2 separate regions of the Homo sapiens genome follow, and region 2 is linked to region 1. Evidence: chromatin contacts called from ENCODE Hi-C or POLR2A ChIA-PET data. All regions are on one chromosome and are shown on one strand. The core of a region is the stretch at or near the end of the contact, and the rest is flanking DNA. Distances in the headings are between cores, read along the strand shown.

The links. A loop is a pair of places that touch in the nucleus more often than their neighbours do. ChIA-PET counts read pairs that join two places held with the same protein, here RNA polymerase II (POLR2A). Pooled maps may share reads with other maps.
Region 2: a loop to region 1 is called in a map of MCF 10A, with 5 times the contacts of the local background. The contact joins two enhancer-like sites. A Hi-C loop is called at or near these places in 5 of 168 maps with a recorded cell type or tissue (CD14-positive monocyte, HepG2, MCF 10A and 2 more) and 4 of 50 pooled maps. POLR2A ChIA-PET finds 5 or more read pairs at or near these places in 5 of 52 experiments (BJ, MCF 10A, PC-3 and 2 more).

What each region holds. Positions count from the first base shown.
Region 1 is chr4:1,042,308-1,045,007 of GRCh38, reverse strand. The region is part of intron 1 of LOC105374343 (a long non-coding RNA gene); the gene reads right to left. Among named protein-coding and RNA genes, the nearest start is that of FGFRL1, 32 kb to the right of the region's middle. Within about 2 kb of position 1,272, at least 12 of the 41 ENCODE cell types and tissues checked have a DNase peak (open chromatin) inside an H3K27ac peak, as active enhancers do; they include PC-3, where a contact is called at or near this core.
Region 2 is chr4:1,081,165-1,083,864 of GRCh38, reverse strand. RNF212 (ring finger protein 212) reads left to right here. Exons shown (of 10, transcript NM_001131034.4): 6 at 2,246-2,298; 7 at 2,398-2,446. Among named protein-coding and RNA genes, the nearest start is that of RNF212, 31 kb to the left of the region's middle. Within about 2 kb of position 1,409, at least 7 of the 41 ENCODE cell types and tissues checked have a DNase peak (open chromatin) inside an H3K27ac peak, as active enhancers do; they include PC-3, where a contact is called at or near this core.

The sequences.
Region 1 (2,700 bases), core at 23-2,522:
CTGGGAACAGACAGCCCCTCTCCGAGTCTGGCAGGAGGGCAGCTCAGGAGCTGGCCTGGGCCAGTGGCTGCCCCCAGGCAGGGCCAGGTGATTCCGGAGGCAGCAACAGATGTTCTCCAAAGCTGCCTCTGAGACAGGACCAGGGCTGCAGGGTTCATCCCTCATTTTTCCAAATGTAGTAGACTTAAATCATCACCATATTTACTTGGAAAACTGCTTTCACAAGAGCCCATATGACCGCAGGAACAGAAAAACACCCATGGCAGTGAGGTTGCTTTGGCGGAACCCGCCAGGTGGCCCCACCAGGGCTCACAGCGCAGGAATTGCCTTAAATAGGGCAGCTCCAGCTCCAGCAGAGCAGAGGACACCCCAGCTCCGTTCCCAGTCATCCAGGCAGCAGAAAGCAACACAGGACCTGGCTCCGTCCTCACGGAACGTGTGGGCTGGGAAGGCCTCACATGCCTGGCAAGGGGCTGGGGCTCCCCAGGACCTTCAGAGCACCAGGCACCTACCCTGGCAGCTGGGGAGAGTAGGACTTACGGGACCTTCATCTGCTCCAGACCCTCAGAGCTGCGTTTTCCCCAAGGGAAGGGAAACATGGCTGCAGGAACTCAGGAGGGCTGGAAAGAATGTGGTTCTTGGACTTACGGACCTTCAGAAACCTCAGGAATCCACTCTCAGGAAATGTCTTTTCTGCCCTCATAGAAACACTGAGAAATGTGGCCTTAAGCCCGATGGAGCCCGGGGCTGCCTGCGATCAGGCACCGGAGGGCTCGGACCTGCAACTAGGGTGGGTTGGGGGGCTTGGCGCCAGAACACCAGGATGAGAGGGGCCGGGCTCAGCGCAGCTCAGCGCCTCCGGGGACCACGTGGTGGCTGGTTCAATTCACGTGAGGCTTGGAGAGCAGGGTTTAAGAGGGTCCCTCAAACCAAGCAAGAGAGCAGAGGGAGTACTGCGGAGCCAGGGCCAGCAGTCTGCGTTCAGAGCAGCCCTGCTCCCGGCCACCCCGTTCCGGCTGCCTCTCCCGCCCCCAGGTCCCTGCCCCCTGCTCTGCCGTTCCTGCCCGGCTGCAGCTCACCCCAGGCCCGTCCGGCATGGAAGGGGAGGCCCTGGGCTGGGGCGGGGGGTGTCCGTGAGTCAGCAAGTGACCAAGCAGGGGTTGCATCACCTCGATGACTCGCACGCCTCCCTGCAGAGGGTCCCGCGGCTGACTCAGGAAGGGGATGAGTGATGGGTGTGAGTCATCACTCGCGGAGCCAGTGGTCACTGGAGGCGTCCAAACACAGACTCTCAGTGTTGGAATTGGCAGGAGCTGTGGGGATGGACACACTCAGTCTGTGGCTGCAGTCGGGGAAACCAACGCCCTGCTCCCCATGCAGCCTGCACACCGCACCCAGGAAGCCTGCCTCTCCTGGACAAGGTCCTCCACAGCTCCCTTTGTCCTCAGTATGTGGACCCTTTGGGGTGTGGCCCAGCCCCTCCTGACCCCTTAGGGCACACCCCAGCCACAAAGCACCACACGCGGCCACCCAGGTCTCAGGCAGCCTGGGAAATGTGTCTGTGCATCACTGCTCTGTGCCAGTGGACACGTGTGTGCGCGTGCATGTTGGTGTGCAGATGTGTGTATGCATGCATATGTGTGCATGTAGGTGTGTACATGTATGTGTGCGTGTAGGTGTATGTAGGTGGTGTATGTAGGTGTGTGTATGTGTATGTGTATATATGTGTGCACGCATGTATATGGGGTGTGCATGTGGGTGTATATGTGTGCCTGTGGGTGCATGTAAGGGTGGGTGTGTGTATGTCAGTGTGCAGGGGTGGGGGGTGTGCATGTGTGTTGTGTGCGGGGGTGGGTGGGTACGCGTGTGTGGGTAGGTGTGCGGTGGTGGGTGTGTGTGTCAGTGTGTGGGTGTGGGTGTGTGGGTGTGTGTGTGTCAGTGTGCAGGGGTTGGGGGTGTGCATGTGTGTGTCAGTGTGCAGGGGTGGGTGGGTGGGTGTCTTGTGCAGATGTGTGTGTGTCAGTGTGTGGGGGTCGGTGTGTGTGTGTCTGCGGGGGTGGGTGTGTGGGTAGGTGTGTGTGTGTCAGTGTGGGGGTGGGTGGGTGTGTCAGTGTGCAGGGGTGTGTGTCGGTGGGGTGGGTGTGTGTCAGTGTGCAGAGGTGAGTGGGTGGGTGTGTGTCAGTGTGCGGGGGTGGGTTGTGTGTCGGTGTGCGGGGATGGGTGGGTGTGTGTTGGTGTGTGGGGTGGGTGTGTGGGTAGGTGTGTGTATCGGTGTGCGGGGGTGGGTGTGTGTCTGTGCGGGGGTGTGTGTCAGTGTGCAGGAGTGGGTGTCAGTGTGCAGGAGTGGGTGTGTGTCAGTGTGCGGGTGTCACTGTAGGTGTGTGTCGGTGTGGGGGGTGGATGTGTCAGTGTGTGGGGGTGGGTGTGTGTCAGTGTGCGGGGGGTGTGTTTGTGGAGGTGTGTGTGTCGGTGTGTGTGTGGGTGTGTCAGTGTGCGGGGGTGTATGTGGAGGTGTGTGTGTCGGTGTGTGTGTCGGTGTGTGTGTGGGTGTGCATGTGTAGATGTGCGTGTGTGCATGTGTGGGTGTAGGTGTGGAAGTGGGTTGGTGGGGGTTGGGTGGGGGTGGGTGTATATTTGTCTGTGTGTTGGTGTGTGGGGGTGGGTGTGTCTGTGTGTGTGTGTGTAAACTTCTGCCCAGTC
Region 2 (2,700 bases), core at 160-2,659, 39 kb before region 1:
CAGTTCTGTAAAATTCCTGCCCATTATCTTTTCAAGTAGTACCCTCTGCATCCCCAGCCACAACCTGCAGCTCCCCACCCTCGACGTCAGCCTCTGCTGTGATCTCCGTCGTCTTAGGCCACCTGGTCACATGCTGGGTTGCTTCTTCCAGCTCCCTGATTTTCAGGTTAAGCCAGTGAACCCCACTGAGTTTGTTTGTTTGTTTGTTTGTTTGTTTGTTTGTTTTTGAGACAGAGTCTCACTCTGTCACCCAGGCTGGAGTACAGTGGCACGATCTCAGCTCACCTCAACCTCCGCCTGCCGGGTTCAAGCGATTGTCTTGCCTCAGCCTCCTGAGTAGCTGGGATTACAGCCCCACCACGCCTGGCTGATTTTTGTATTTTTAGTAGAGACGGGGCTTCACCATGTTGACCAGGCTGGTTTCGAACTCCTGACCTCAGGTGATCCGCCCACCTCAGCCTCCCGAAGTGCTGGGATTACAGGTGTGAGCCACCACACCCGGCCCCCATTGAGTTTTTGTTCTGTCCATTACAGTTAACATTTTGAGAACATTCCTGCTCATTTCACCATTTGGAAAATAGTCCTTGCTCATTGTTGCATCTTCGTCTTTTATGTAGTCATTTCACAGGCAGCCTTTTTATTTTCCTTACCTGATATCCTCAGGAATCCAAATCTGCCTTCTTTTCTTCCACTCTCGCTGGAGGGAGGTATATTTCTGCTGATCTCTGGTGAGGTTGCACAGGCCAATCCCACTCTCTACATACCTGGTATCGCCTGCATTTTCCTCCAGAGAGGATTCCCATGTGCTCTGCCAGCCCAGCTGACCCGCCCCAGACCGCTGCGCCCCCGACCCCGTCTTGCCCGGCCTCACTGTGGTGGCGTTCGTGCCACCCACTTTTGTTGTCATTGTTGTTTTTGTCATCATCCTCTTGCTCCCACGAAACAGTGCATTTTAGAGTTGTCTGGAATCAGGAGCAAGTGCCCTTCAGAGGAGCCAGGCCACGGCCCTGCCAGACGCAGAAGGCTCAGGTACTTCCGCCCACCACAGTCAGCCACGCAGCAGCCAGTGTTTACTGAGCACCAGGTGCATTCTCAGCACTGTTCTGGGGGCTGGCAATTCGGAGTAAGCCAAACACGCCCAGTGCCCGTCCTCTGGGAGCTTCTGTGTGGGGAAGAGGAGGCAGAAAGTGAACTTGTATGTCGGGCCGGGACACAGGCTGTCAGGATAAGTGACTCTGGGTGAGGATGTTGAGGGGCAGTGCCAGGGCAGGCTCTAGGAGGTGACTCAGAGCGGAGGCCCCAGTGGTTGAGCTGTTGTGCAACTGCCTATTCCTAGCTGGCTTGGTCCCAAACTGAAACTGCTGAGGGCAGACTGTTCGTATCTCAAAACCCAGCCAGCATAGACGGGCACTCGGTGCCAGGAGACAGCCCCACCCCTCATGTGCAGTCATGCACCTCAGTGTGTCCACAGAAACAGACACGCTCCCCCAGTCTTACGTGTGCATCTCAGCATGTCCACCAGGCCCTGTGAGGCAGAGAGGACCCAGGTGCAGCAGCCTTCTGTGGCCGGGAGTCACAGGGCACAGCAGGTGGTCTCTGCTACTGGCCATCGTGGAGATCAGTCCAGGGTTGCTAGACTGGAAAACGTGACCAAGTAACTTGTCCATATTTCTCTTGCTGGCCTGTTTTTCTTTCTTTTCTCTTTTCTTTCCTTTCCCTTTCCCCTTCCTTTTCCTTTTTTGAGATGAGTTCTTGCTCTGTCACCCAAGCAGGAGTGCAGTAGTACAGTAGTACAATCACAGCTCACTGTAGCCTCCAACTCCTGGGCTCAACCAATCCTCCCGCCCCTGCCTCCCAAAGTGTTGGGATGATGGACATGAGGCACCATGGCTGGCCTCTTAGTGGCCTTTCAAAGCTGGTGCGTTAGTGGCTCCTGTTGTCAGGTCTTAATTTCACACCTTTAACACCCGCAGTGGCCATGTGCTGAGTGACAGTTGCAGTTGTAAGAGCCAGTGATGTAAATGGCAGTGGGGTGTTGAGTTCACTTGGCTTCAGCGCTAGGGAGGAGCAGGGCCGTGCGACTCACAGGACGCTATGGGAACTGCTGAATTCATGTGAAATGCCGTTTGCAAACCCAGTAAGAACATTTCACTGATTCAGAGCCTTCTTACACTTTCAGTTGGGATGACCTGGGGGGAAGTCAGTTTTTATGATTTAATTCAATACCTTTTCTCCATCTATTTAGTATGAGATCATCACAACAAACAGCTTTCAGCACAATAAAAAGTTCAGTTTCAAGTAAGTAAAATCATGCCAGAAAGAGAACAAAATAGAGATGCATGTTGCTGAGTCACACTGTGTGCACTGACGCTGGCATTTTCGTCATCACTCTTCCAGCAAAACCACACGGATGCCTGCTGCCACCTCACTCATCAGCCCCCGACAGGTGTGTGGGTTGCTTGCAGAAATCACAGGACCTGCAGGTCTTTCCGATTCTGCACCTGCCTTCCCATCCCAACCCCACCCCCTCTCCAAGCCCCCAGATTTTGCTAATCCATACAGTTGACTGGACATGAACTCATTTTGGTACTTATTTCATCTCCCTGCGAGGCTCAGGTCCCAAACTAAGTGTGTGATCCAGGTGGCCAATCAGAGCACTCCATCCTGCAGCGACAGTGATTGGTTTGGGAATGATCATGT